Regions from separate parts of the Homo sapiens genome. Here region 2 is linked to region 1. Evidence: read pairs that join two places in POLR2A ChIA-PET (ENCODE). Cell type or tissue: PC-9. All regions are shown on one strand. Each heading gives the region's core, and the rest is flanking DNA. Links, peaks and the distances in the headings are about the cores only.

What was found. Peaks named below come from ENCODE experiments on the same cell type or tissue, not always from the same donor. Only the 100,000 strongest peaks of a DNase experiment are listed, where the experiment ranks them.
Region 2: POLR2A ChIA-PET joins it to region 1 with 6 read pairs; 3 of 35 experiments call an interaction of 5 or more read pairs at or near these places.

The regions. Positions count from the first base shown.
Region 1 is chr19:17,377,456-17,386,895 of GRCh38, reverse strand. LOC105372298 (a long non-coding RNA gene) reads left to right here and starts at 7,124. Exons shown (of 3, transcript XR_936362.3): 1 at 7,124-7,216; 2 at 7,410-7,483; 3 at 8,066-8,106. RefSeq lists an enhancer at 6,848-7,736. In PC-9, for the core only: a CTCF peak has its summit at 2,698 (motif pointing left); a DNase peak (open chromatin) is centred at 3,975; H3K4me3 peaks cover 661 bases; H3K27ac peaks cover 723 bases.
Region 2 is chr19:17,839,863-17,843,862 of GRCh38, reverse strand. It overlaps JAK3 (Janus kinase 3), which reads left to right. Exons shown (of 24, transcript NM_000215.4): 3 at 1-86; 4 at 372-483; 5 at 691-836; 6 at 1,253-1,547; 7 at 2,101-2,223; 8 at 2,317-2,474; 9 at 3,522-3,633. Among named protein-coding and RNA genes, the nearest start is that of JAK3, 6.1 kb to the left of the region's middle. RefSeq lists silencers at 1,582-1,671, 1,564-1,800. In PC-9, for the core only: no CTCF peak of the experiment used is centred there; a DNase peak (open chromatin) is centred at 1,742; H3K4me3 peaks cover 2,548 bases; H3K27ac peaks cover 1,375 bases.

The DNA of each region.
Region 1 (9,440 bases), core at 2,340-6,339:
AATAGGCTGGGCACGGTGGCTCACACCTGTAATCCCAGCACTTTGGGAGTCCGAGGCAGGTGGATCATCTGAGGTCAAGAGTTCAAGACCAGCCTGGCCAACATGGTGAAACCCCATCTCTACTAAAAATACAAAAATTAGCAGGGCGAGGTGGTGGGCGTCTGTAATCCCAGCTACTTGGGAGGCTGAGGCAGGAGAATCGCTTGAATCTGGGAGGCAGAGGTTGTAGTGAGCCCAGATTGCACCACTGCACTCCAGCCTGGGCAACAGAGCGAGACTCCATTTCAAAAAAATAAATAAGTAAATACAAATAACAATTAGCCGGGCGTGGTGGTGCACACCTGTAGTCCCAGCTACACGGGAGGCTGTGCCAGGAGAATCGCTTGAACCCTGGAGGTGGAGGTTGCAGTGAGCTGAGATCGTAGCCACTGCACTCCAGTCTGGGTGACAGAGTGAGACCTGTTACTCAAAAACTAAGTACATAAAAATAAATTTAAAAAATTCCTAAGAGGCCGGTGTAGAGAGGGGATTGGAAGCTCTTGGAACTCTGACACCACCCCCTTTAGCCAGTCCTGCTCACGATCCTCCCATCCACCTGGGGTTTGTAGGTGCCTGATCAGGACCTTCACCTGAGAGGGGGCTCATCTGGAGGCTCTGCCTATGGGGAAAATGAGGCTGCGGGAAGGGGAGATCTAGCTGTTGTGTTCCGCCAACGGCCACCAGGGGCCGCCCCAGCCAGCAGATCCAGTTGCAGCCTCCTGAGGGCCCAGAGTTTGAGAGTCGGACAGGGTGGGTCTGAGACCACCTCCCCCGGCCCTGGCGTCAATCCAGAAGCCAGCAGGAAACGGTTCCTCCTTCTGGAGTCAGCCAGAGCTGGAAGCCTGGAGACTGGCCTCGCCCCAGCCAGGACCCCAGGGACGCAAGACCCCCTCACCACGGCGCTGTGTGGTCCAAGAACTGGCCCGTGTAAAGGGCAGGGCACAGGGCTGTCCATGGGAACTAAGTCATTGTCACCATTATGCATTTATTTCCACTGCTGGCTCCATCTTGACCATACCCGAGGGACCACTGAACATCAGTTCTGAGCCAGCCGTGGTGGCTCACTCCTGTAATCCCAACACTTTGGGAGGCCAAGGCGCACTGATCACTTGGGATCAGGAGTTCGAGACCAGCCCGGCCAACATGGTGAAACCCCATCTCTACTAAAAATACAAAAAAATAGCTGGGTGTGGTCATGGGCATCTGTAAACCCAGCTATTCCGGAGGCTGAGGCAGGAGAATTGCTTGAACCCGGGAAGCAGAGGTTGCAGTGAGCCGAGATCGCGCCACTGCACTCCAGCCTGAGCGACAGAGCGAGACTCCGTCTCCAAAAAAAAAAAAAATCAGTTCTGGGGATGGAGGGTGATAGGGAGCCATGGCAGATGTGTAAGTAGGAGGGGCACAGGCAGAACTAGTGTCAAAGAATTTTGGGAAGCGGGGAATTTGAGGCTGGAGGCTTTGAACCCCAGGGAAGTCATAAGACAAGAGTCGGTGAGTATTCGAGGTGACTTGAGGAGGGTAGGCTGAGAACTTGGTCTGCACTGAGGCTCCCTGGATGCCCAGAGAGGCAAACAGCACTTCTCAGTGAGACCTGCCTCCCACCCTACAGAGCCAGCCACTGAGCTGTCCTTGTTCTGTCTCCCTGCCTCCACCTGTCTAATGATCCCTCTTGGTCTCTGTTGATCATCTCTCTCTTTCTTTCTTTTTTTTTTGAGATGGAGTTTCGCTCTTTTTGCCTAGGCTAGAGTGCAATGGTGCGATTTTGGCTCACTGCAACCTCCGCCCCCTCAGTTTAAGTGATTCTCCTGCCTCAGCCTCCTGAGTAGCTGGGATTACAGGTGCGCATAACCACAGCCAGCAAATTTTTTTTTTTTTTTTTTTTTTTTTAGTAGAGACAGGATTTCACCATGTTGGCCAGGCTGGTCTTGAACCCCTGACCTCAGGTGATCCACCTGCCTTGGCCTCCCAAAGTGTTGGGATTATGGGCCTGAGCCACCGCACCCAGCCTTTTTTTTTTTTTTTTTTTTTTTTGAGACGGAATCTTGCTCTGTTCCCCAGGCTGGAGTGCAGTGGCGTGATCTCGGCTCACGGCAACCTCCACCTCCCTGGTTCAAATGATTCTCCTGCCTCACCTTCCCAAGTAGCTGGAATTACAGGCACGTGCCACTACACTGGGCTAATTTTTTTTTTTTTTTTTTTTGAGACGGAGTCTCGCTCTGTCGCCAGGCTGGAGTGCAGTGGCGTGGTCTCGGCTCACTGCAACCTCCGCCTCCTGGGTTCAAGTGATTCTCCTGCCTCAGCCTCCCAAGTAGACTCCCAAGGGATTACAGGCACGTGCCACCACACCTAGCTAATTTTTGTATTTTTTTTAGTAGAGATGGGGTTTCGCCATGTTGGCCAGGCTGGTCTTGAACTCCTGACCTCATGATCCGCCCGCCTCGGCCTCCAAGTGCTGGGATTACAGGTGTGAGCCACTGCGCCTGGCCAATATTTTTATTTTTAGTGGAGACAGGGTTTCACCATGTTGGGCCAGGCTGGTTTCGAACTCCTGACCTCAGGTGATTCACCTGCATCGGCCTCCCAAAGTGCTGGGATTACAGGCGTGAGCAACAGCACCCGCCCTCTGCTGGTCATCTCTTTAAGTGTCTTTCTGTCTCTGGTTATCTCTGTCTGTCTACCCCTGTCTCCAGGGCACCATCCTGGGTAATCCCTATCCGTGGCCACACTGGACCTCCCCTCCCATAGCTGGAGGGACAGGGGTAGGGGACAAAAATGGAAAGCCCACAGTGGCCTTGGCAGGAGGGGACATGGGCTAGTTGCAACCTGACCTTTCCAGCCCTCCAGTCACAGGCAAGGAAGTAGGTCCCTGTTTTTCTTTTTATTTATTTATTTATTTATGACACCGAGTTTCACTGTTGTTGCCCAGGCTGGAGTGCAATGGCGCAGTCTCAGCTCACTGCAACCTCCACCTCCCGGGTTTAAGCGATTCTTCTGCCTCAGCCTCCCCAGTGCTGGGATTACAGGCATGCGCCAGGACACTTGGCTAGTTTTGTATTTTTAGTAGAGACGGGGTTTCTCCATGTTGGTCAGGGTGGTCTCAAACTCCTGGCCTCAGGTGATCTGCCTGCCTCAGCCTCCCAAAGTGCTGGGATTACAGGCGTGAGCCACCACGCCCAGCCTAGGTCCCTGTTTTTCAGCAGGGAACACAGAGTCCCAGAGAGCACAGGTTTCCCCCACCCCACAGAGGGACTCTCTTCGCTGCCTCCGTCACCTCCAAAAGCACAAAACTTAACTTCACTTCGATTAACCAAAAACCAAACTCACAGACATAAAAGTGGAGGGTTGGCCCGGTGCAGTGGCTAATGCCTGTAATCCCAGCATTTTGGGAGGCTGAGTTAGGAGGATCACTTGAGGTCAGGAGTTCAAGACCAGTCTGTCCAATATGGTGAAACCCAGTCTCTATTAAAAATATAACAATTAGCCGGGGGTGGTAGTGTGTACCTGTAGTCCCATCTACTTAGGAGGCTGAGCCAGAATTGCTCTAACCTGGGAGACAGAGGTTGCAGTGAGCCGAAATGGCGCCACTGCACTCCAGCCTGGGCGACAGAGCGAGACTCCGTCTCAAAAAAAACAAAAAAAGAAAAAGAAAAAAAAAAGCCAGGCGCAGGGGCTCACGCCTGTAATCCTAGCACTTTGGGAGGCCGAGGTGGGTGGATCACGAGGTCAGGAGATCGAGACCATCCTGGCTAACACGGTGAAACCCCATCTCTACTAAAGGCACAAAAAATTAGCCTGTAGTCCCCAGCTACTCTAGAGGCTGAAGCAGGAGAATGGCATGAACCCGGAAGGAGGCGGAGCTTGCAGTGAGCCAAGATCGTGCCACTGCACTCCAGCCTGGGCAACAGCGCAACACTCCGTCTCAAAAAAAAAAAAACAAAATAGTGGAAGGTTTTCTGAACTTCACTGAAATCCTTCTTCACCAGAAATATCACTTCCTCAAGGACCTTCCTGAAGTTCTGAGTGATTTTGTTTTTTTTTAACTCGTGTCTCCATGAGGACTTCAGTGTCAGTTTTCAGGGAGTGACACAGAGTTGACTTCCTCATGACAGTTTTTCCTTCTCCACTCAAACAAACAAATGAAACCAAATCAATTGTTTTCTGTTTAGAAAAACAAAAGGGTTTAAAAAGCAAGCCTGATTTTCTGATGCCCCTCCAAGGGAATTTGAAGGGATTCATGTGCAAAATTTCCTGTGAACATGACAAATTGTTTTCAGGAAAAAACCCAACACTCACATCAGGGCTGATGCATTTGACTTCATGTAGATTCTTGATCAGGCACTCACATTCTCCCTCCAGATTTTTCTGGCCAAGGACACAAACAGAACATTTTCATAAAGTCCATGTTTGGAGATTTCAGACATCGCAGGCAAAGATGTCAATGAAAACAACCTCTTTGAAGGACAAATTGGTGACAACTATCAAAATGTAAAAATGTGCCCACTTTGAGACCCAGTAATTTCATTCATTTCTGGAAATTTGATTTTCTTTCTTTCTTTCTTTCTTTCTTTCTTTCTTTTTTTTTTTTTTTTTTTTTTTGAGACCGGGTCTCACTCTGTCACCCAGGCTGGAGTGCAGTGGTGTGATCTCGGCTCACTGCAACCTGTGCCTCCTGGATTCAAGCAATTCTCTGCCTCAGCCTCCCAAGTAGCTGGGACTACCACACCCGGCTAATTTTTGTATTTTTTGAAGAGATGGGATTTCAACATGTTGCCCAGGCTGGTCTCAAACTCCTGGACTCAAGTGATCCGCCTGCCTTGGCTTTCCAAAGTGCTTTGGATTACAGATGTGAGCCACCGCACCCAGCCAGGAAATTTGATTTTAAATCTTCTTTTATTTATTGAAAAACTAACTCAGAAAAAATCTAAGTGTCCATTCATAATTTTATGGTACTGTATCTGGTGAAAACCTAAACAGCCAGCCATAGGAGTCAATGAATCTCAAAGACATAATACTGTGCAAAAAGAGGAAGGTCTATCTTTACCTTTTTTTTTTTTTTTTTTTTTGAGATGGAGTCTCACTCTGTAGCCCAGGCTAGAGTGCAGTGGCACGATCTGGGCTCACTGCAACCTCCACCTCCCAGGTTCAAGCAATTCTTCTGCCTCAGCCTCCCGTGTAGCTGGGAGTACTGGCATCCGCCACCATATCTAGCTAATTTTTGTATTTTTAGTAGAGATGGGGTTTCACCATATTGGCCAGGCTGGTCTCGAACTCCTGACCTCGTGATCTACCCGCCTCGACCTCCCAAAGTGCTGGGATTACAGGTGTGAGCCACGACCCCCAGCCTACCCTTTTTGCTAAAAAAAAAAAAAAAAAAAAAAAAAAAAAAAAAAAAAAAAAAATCAGGCCTGGCGTGGTGGCTCACGCCTGTAATCCCAGCAATTTGGGAGGATGAGGTGGGTGGATCACCTGTGGTCAGGAGTTCGACACCAGCCTGGCCAACATGGCGAAAGCCCATCTGTACTAAAAAATACCAAAAAAAAAAAAAAAATTAGCTAGGCATGGTGGTGTGCACCTGTAATCCCAGCTACTCAGGAGGCTGAGGCAGGAGAATCACTTGAACCCAGAGGTGGAGGTTGCAGTGAGCCAAGATCATGCCATTGCATGCCAGCCTGGACGACAAGAGAAAACTCTGCCTCAAAACAAACAAACAAAAAGTTACAAAGTTAAATCAGCTAATATAACAAATGATCCAAAACAGAAACATTACAAATTAAAGGTGTGAGATCAAATTAGAAAAGGACACCAAATATTGTTTTTGGGCTTGATACAAATAACATTGGTATGTATATTTAAAACTCTGCTTCTCACATGGTGACAACTGTTCAAAATTGTGGCACATCAGTACCATCAGGTCCGGGGGGCTTTTTGTTTTCTGGGAGTTTGAGGTTGCCTTTATTTTTCCTTGTCAACTGGTATCACATTCATACATACATAGATGCAACATCTTCTATATACAATGAAGAACAGCCAAGATCTTAAGTGTACACCAAGACCCACATCTACTGGCATTGGCCCAGACACTGCACCCAGCCTCAGCTCCTCTGCTGGACCCTGGTCACCCACACTTCATCCCCATCATGCTCTCCTTTCCCCAGTGCTCTCACAGGCCTGGGGCACCGGCAGCTGGGAATACTGCCCCTCCCCTATGTCTGAGTTCCTCAGCCTGACATCAGAGGCCAGGCATGATCCAGCCCTCACATCTTAAAAAATGCCATCATTGCCCGGTGCGGTGGTTCATTCTGTAATCTCAGCACTTTGGGAGTCCAAGGCAGGTGGATCACCTGAGGTCAGGAGTTTGTGACCAGCCTGGTCAACATGGTGGAACCCCGTCTCTACTAAAAATACAAAAATTAGCTGAGCAGTAGTGCTGCACATCTGTAATCCCAGCTACTTGGGAGGCTGAGGCAGGAGAATTGCTTGAACTCTGGAGGCAGAGGTTGCAGTGAGCCGAGATCGCACCACTGCACTCCATCCTGAGCAATAGAGCAAGACTCTGTCTCAAAAAAAAAAGGCCATCATTTATTAAGACTGAGTATGTTCCAGGCATGACGTCAAGTACTTCAAAACTGGCTATGTTGTTGGCCAGGTGAGGTAGCTCACGCCTGTAATCCGAGCACTTTGGGAGGCCGACGCAGGCGGATCACGAGGTCAGGAGTTTGAGACCAGCCTGGTGAAACCCTGTCTCTACTAAAAATACAAAAAATTAGCCAGGCATGCTGGCGCGTGCCTGTAGTCCCAGCTACTCAGGAGGCTGAGGCAGGAGAATCCCTTGAACCCAGGAGGCAGAGGCTGTGGTGAGCCAAGATAGTGCCACTGCACTCCAGCCTGGGGAACAGTGCCAGACTCCATCTCAAAAAAAAAAAAAAAAAACAAAAAAAAAAAACAAAAAAAACTGGCTATGTTGTCTTCACTTGATTTTTGTTTTGTTTTTGTTTTTTGGGTTTTTTTTTTTTTAGAACAGGGTCTTGAACTTGTGGGCTCCAACGATTCTCCCACCTCTGCCTCCCTAACTGCTGGGATTACAGGTGTGAGCCACTGCACCTGGCTATCTCCACTTCGGACAGGAGAAAACTGAGGCCCAGGGAGGGAAAGTCACTTCTCCAAGGCCACAAAGCTGGTAGGTGGCACAGTCAGAACTCAACTCCAGAACTCTAAACTGTAATGCTGGGTTCACTCAGACTACATTGCCCCCATTACGGAGGATGTTCTCCTCCTGCCCAGCTCTGGGGGGCTCTGGGTGGGTCTGGCCAACCCAGAGAAATGGCTGGTTGGGCACCCGTGGCAGCCCCCAGCCCTCCTTCCCCCACTAGCAGCCGCCGACGACGCCGCTGGGAAGGGTCCGGAATCAGGATCAGGAACCACCGGGTAGCTGCAAAGGTCAAAGGTCAGACATGGGTTTCCTGCCCACCCCTGGGAACTTCCTTCTTCTCAACTCTACACTCGCCTCACTGAGCACCACCCTGGAGTACCCCTCCGCTCTGTCAACGACCCCTCCCCACTCTGTTACCCTGGCTAATGGGGGGACGGGTCCCCACGCCCCAGCCTTCACATTGCCCTACAGAGGACAGCAATTGCATGATTGTCACCTGTCCGGAGTCCAGCCTCCTTTCCGGCTCCCTGCTCCTGTTCCTCCAGCCCACCCTGACTCCACAGGGTGGGGGGTACCTGTCCCAGTCTGTCTCCCAAGACTGGGAGTTGCTTGTGGCTGAGGTTGGGACTGACACCTCTTGGGGGGCCCTGGCATCACCCAGCATGGAGCAAACAAAGAAGGGACTCCAGGGAGGGTTTCCCTGGAGCTCCTGATCCTGGGAGATAGGCAGGACACACAGAATCCTTTGCTTCCGGGTCCCCAAATCCCCTCCAGGCCCAACTGGGGGGTGACCCACAGCGACCCCAGAAAACTCCCGTGGTTTTTTTGGTTTGTTTGTTTTTGTTTTTGAGACAGAGTTTCTCTCTTATCTCCCAGGATGGAGTGCAGTGGCCCGATCTCGCTTCACTGCAACCTCCGCCTCCCGGGTTCAAGTGGTTCTCCTGCCTCAGCTTCCCAAGCAGCTGGGATTACAGGTGCTCGCCACCACACACGGCTAATTTTTGTATTTTTAGTGGAGATGGGGTTTCACCATATTGGCCAGGCTGGTCTCGCACTCCTGACCTCAGGTGATCCGCCTGCCTCAGCCTCACAAAGTGCTGAGATTACAGGTGTGAGCCACTATGCCCGGCCGCCCATGGGGTTTTGAGTGTCGGGGGAGGAATCTCAGTCCCACGTATCCACCACTTGTCATTCACCATCTCACGGAGCCCCCAGCAGTGCCTCCAGCAGGAAATGATCCTAATCATAACAACAGCCACAGAGTGACGAGGCACTGGGTATACCCCGTCTCACAAAGGGGAAAAGGGAGGCACAGACATGCGAGGCCTCTTGCCCGAGCTCTCCCGGGACAAAGCCAGCTCTTCCCCGCTCCAAGTTCATTATTCCTTGTGCTGCAGTTTCCTGGAGCATTTACTGAGCATCTAAGTGAACAGGGCACTGGGGGCAATGACAGAGCTTGGGGAGCCAGCGCCACCGCCATCCATGGCTCAGCCCTCCGTGACGCCCTCCTATGCAATTACTAATCACCTACTGCTTCTCCATCCCTAGGCTAGCTAAGAGTTTCACACTTTTTCTGTTTTTTTTTTTTTTTGAAACAGAGTCTTGCTCTATACCCCAGGCTGGAGTGCAATGGCACGATCTCTGCTCACCGCAACCTCCGACTCCTGGGTTCAAGCGATTCTCCTGCCTCAGCCTCCTGGGTAGCTGGAATTACAGGCGAGCACCACCACACCTGGCTAAGTTTTGTATTTTTAGTAGAGACGGGGGGTTTCACCACGGTGACCGGGTTGGTCTCAAACTTCTGACCTCAGGTGATCCGTCCGCCTCAGCCTCCCAAAGTGCTGGGATTATAGGCGTGAGCCACCGTGCCTGGCACATTTCCCACGTTTTGTGGCACTTAATCAGCACCGCCCTGGTGAAGTGGGTGCACGTCTGTAGCCAGCCTGTCTTGAGGTAAGTCAAGTTCGCTGAACTAACAGCGTGAGACCCCGAGGCAACCCCTTCTCCTCCCTGTGCCTCAGTTTCCTCCGCCACACAAGGGAGACAGCAACAGACCTGGCATGATTCAGCGACCTAATCACAGCAGGTACTGAGAACAGCACCCGCCAGCAAGTAAAGGCGAACGCGAGGCTCGAAGAGGCCAGGAATGCCTGACCAGCCAGCCAGCGCCCCACCCAGCATTAATCAGAGGGGTCCAGCCGGTGCCCTGGCTCTGGGCCCCCAGCCCCACCCCCGCCTTCTCACAGCCAGA
Region 2 (4,000 bases), core at 1-4,000, 460 kb before region 1:
ACGGAGGACCTGTCCTGCTGGTTCCCCCCGAGCCACATCTTCTCCGTGGAGGATGCCAGCACCCAAGTCCTGCTGTACAGGATTCGGTAGGAAGTGCCCCCCAGCCCCCAGGGATTGTACAATTTTATCATCTCCTTGCATTTCGAGGTGCCCACACCCCTGCCCCAGGGAGGTATGGTCACTACCCATTTCTCAGATGAGGAAACAGACCAGAGAGGGTGGGTCACTTGCCCAAGGTCACACAGCAAGTTAAAGGTACAAGCTGGGCTCTGTGAGGCCTCCGCAGAATCTGTCCCTCGCCCCCACCATAATGTCACTCCTACTGAGGCTGGGTTGCACTTTCATCCCAGGGTTCTCTCCTCTCCTCACAGCTTTTACTTCCCCAATTGGTTTGGGCTGGAGAAGTGCCACCGCTTCGGGCTACGCAAGGATTTGGCCAGTGCTATCCTTGACCTGCCAGTCCTGGAGCACCTCTTTGCCCAGGTGGGGTTCTGCCTGGGGTTTGACCCAGGGGGTTGGGGGTCCAAGGGGCAACATGAGGACTGGCATGCAATCAGGTGGGGCCTCGTCTGACCCTCCCTGTGGCAGTCCAGGGGTGGGGGTCAGCCCAGGATTGGGGGGGTCTGCAGGTTAACAACAGGGCTTGAAGTTGGGTGGCCTCAGCTGATGCTCCCTGTGGCGGCCCCCCAGCACCGCAGTGACCTGGTGAGTGGGCGCCTCCCCGTGGGCCTCAGTCTCAAGGAGCAGGGTGAGTGTCTCAGCCTGGCCGTGTTGGACCTGGCCCGGATGGCGCGAGAGCAGGCCCAGCGGCCGGGAGAGCTGCTGAAGACTGTCAGGTGAGAGCCACCAGGCTGTGGGGACGGCCTCTGCTTGGGAGTGAGCAACGTGGGCTCCATCGGGGCTTTGCCGGGCTCCCACCATGGAGTTCTCCTGCAAGCTTTCAGGGTGTTCCTATGACCCAGGGCCTCCCACGAACCCAGCCCTCTCCACCCCCAGGCTCCAGCTGGACAGACACCTGACCTCCCCCAGCTAAAAGGCCTGTGGGGTCCCTGTCCGACCTGTGGGCGCCAATGGCCCTCCCCTACTCTGAGGTCCGGTCCTCATACCTGACCCTGAATGAGAGTCTGTGTGTGCCTGGTGCCCCAACTAGGGCCGCACCCCAGCCCCTGGGCTAAAGCCTGGGTTTGTGTGTGTCCCCGCGGGGACCCCTCCCGACGCTGAGGGCCGGCTCCCTCCCCTCCAACCCCTGCAGCTACAAGGCCTGCCTACCCCCAAGCCTGCGCGACCTGATCCAGGGCCTGAGCTTCGTGACGCGGAGGCGTATTCGGAGGACGGTGCGCAGAGCCCTGCGCCGCGTGGCCGCCTGCCAGGCAGACCGGCACTCGCTCATGGCCAAGTACATCATGGACCTGGAGCGGCTGGATCCAGCCGGGGCCGCCGAGACCTTCCACGTGGGCCTCCCTGGGGCCCTTGGTGGCCACGACGGGCTGGGGCTGCTCCGCGTGGCTGGTGACGGCGGCATCGCCTGGACCCAGGGAGAACAGGAGGTGAGGGCGGACTCCCCCGCTGGGCGGGGCCAACGTGGGGGCGGGGCTCGGGGAGGGGCCGGAGAGTGGTAGGGGATGTGGGGCGGAGCCAAAACGAAAGACTTGGGGAAGTGGGCGAGGCTTAATGAGGGGCGGGGCTTAGTGAGGGAGGAGACTGCGGGAATGGGAGGGGCAAACTGAGTGAAGGGTTGGGCTGAGCGACCCGGGAATGAAAATGGGAGGGGTTGAGGAGTGGGTGGGTGGGCGCTGGAACGAGGCAAGACTAAGAGGCAGAGTGAGGCTCCGAGAGCTGGGAGGCTGCGAAGCGGGGCAGGGATCAAGGGGCGGGGTCCGGCAGAGAGAAGGAGGCGGGGATTGGCAGAGCGGGTGGGAGATGTTTGGGGATGGGTAGGGGAGGTGTTGAGAGGTTGGAGTTGATAGGAGGGGGCGCGGCTTGGAAGGGTTGAATGGCAAAGGGATAGGGAGTGGATGGTGTGGCTTGGGGGTGGGTTCATGGGCGTGGTTTGGCGGGGTCCAGCTGGGCCCCCACTTCGGTACTCCCCCTCCTTCCCAGGTCCTCCAGCCCTTCTGCGACTTTCCAGAAATCGTAGACATTAGCATCAAGCAGGCCCCGCGCGTTGGCCCGGCCGGAGAGCACCGCCTGGTCACTGTTACCAGGACAGACAACCAGATTTTAGTGGGTGCAGGATTCCCCTCCCCTTCAGCCTTACCCCGAGGGCGGGACCGGCACCCTCGGGTTTCACTGGGCTCTGACGCTTGTCCCTCGCAGGAGGCCGAGTTCCCAGGGCTGCCCGAGGCTCTGTCGTTCGTGGCGCTCGTGGACGGCTACTTCCGGCTGACCACGGACTCCCAGCACTTCTTCTGCAAGGAGGTGGCACCGCCGAGGCTGCTGGAGGAAGTGGCCGAGCAGTGCCACGGCCCCATCACGTAAGGACCTGTCCCCCATTCCCGGCCTCTGTGGCCACTCAGGGCCCCTCCCCTTCTCTATGCCTCAGTGTCCTCACCTTCCAGGAGCCCTGGACAGGGGTCAAGTTTTCAAACCACACCTGCCGCACAGTCAGCGCTCAGTGAAGCTGAAGTATTCCTTCTGCTTCACAGGGCGACCACTACTCTCTCTCTCTCTGACCCCAGGGCCATTTCCTGGAGATGGACAAGTCGCCCACCTTCACCTACAGCCTCTTGTTTAATCTCCCAGGAAGGGCCAGGCATAGTGGGGCACACCTGCAATCGCAGCGCTTTGAGGGGCCAAGGCAGGAGGATTGTTTGAACTCAGGAGTTGGAGACAAGTCTAGGCAACAGGAGAGACCCCATCTCTACAAAAAAAGAAAAAAAAATAGCTGGGTGTGGTGGTTGACCTGTAGTCCCAGCGACTCCGGAGGCTGAGGCAGGAGGATCACTTGAGCCCAGGAGTTGGAGGCTGCAGTGAGCTGAGATTGCACTCCAGCCTGGGCAACCAAGCAAGACCCTGTCTCTATTAAAACAAACAAACAAACAAACAATCTCCCAGAAGAGGCCAAGACTTACGGCTGATTTTCTTTTTTCTTTTTTTTTTTGAGACGGAGTCTGGCTCTGTCGCCCAGGCTGGAGTGCAGTGGCACGATCTCGGCTCAATGCAACCTCTGCTTCCCAGGGTCACGCCATTCTCCTGCCTCAGCCTCCCGAGTAGCTGGGACTACAGGTGCTCGCCACCACGCCCGGCTATTTTTTTGTATTTTCAGTAGCGACGGGGTTTCACGGTGTTAGCCAGGATGGTGTTGATCTCCTGACCTCGTGATCCACCTGCCTCGGCCTCCCAAAATGCTGGGATTACAGGCGTGAGCCACGGCGCCTGGCCCATGGCTGATTTTATAAATGGGGGGAGGGTGTCACCTGGCAAGGATCCCAGGGCTACAGAGGTACCTGAATTTGAGCCCAGGTCTCTCTGTCTTCTTCTATCTCTGACTCCTCCCCATTCCCTCTCACCTTCCCCCACAGTCTGGACTTTGCCATCAACAAGCTCAAGACTGGGGGCTCACGTCCTGGCTCCTATGTTCTCCGCCGCAGCCCCCAGGACTTTGACAGCTTCCTCCTCACTGTCTGTGTCCAGGTCGGTCTACTGCTAGGGTGGGTAGTGGAGGGCTGCCTGGAGGAGGTGACGTTTGAATTGAGATTTAAAAGATCAGTCAGCATTTGGTTCCTGAAGAATAGGAGGGAAAAGACACCCCCGGTGAACAGAACAGCATATTCAAAGGTCTAAAGACTGGAATGAGTTCATGGTGCTTTAGGAGAAAGGACTGAGGCTGGGCACAGTGGCTTACGCCTGTAATCCCAGCACTTTGGGAGGCTGAGGTAGGCAGATCAAGAGATCAAGAGATCGAAACCATCCTGGCCAAAATGGTGAAACCCTGTCTCTACTAAAAATATAAAACTTAGCTGGGCGTGGTAGTGGGCATCTGTAGTCCCAGCTACTCGGG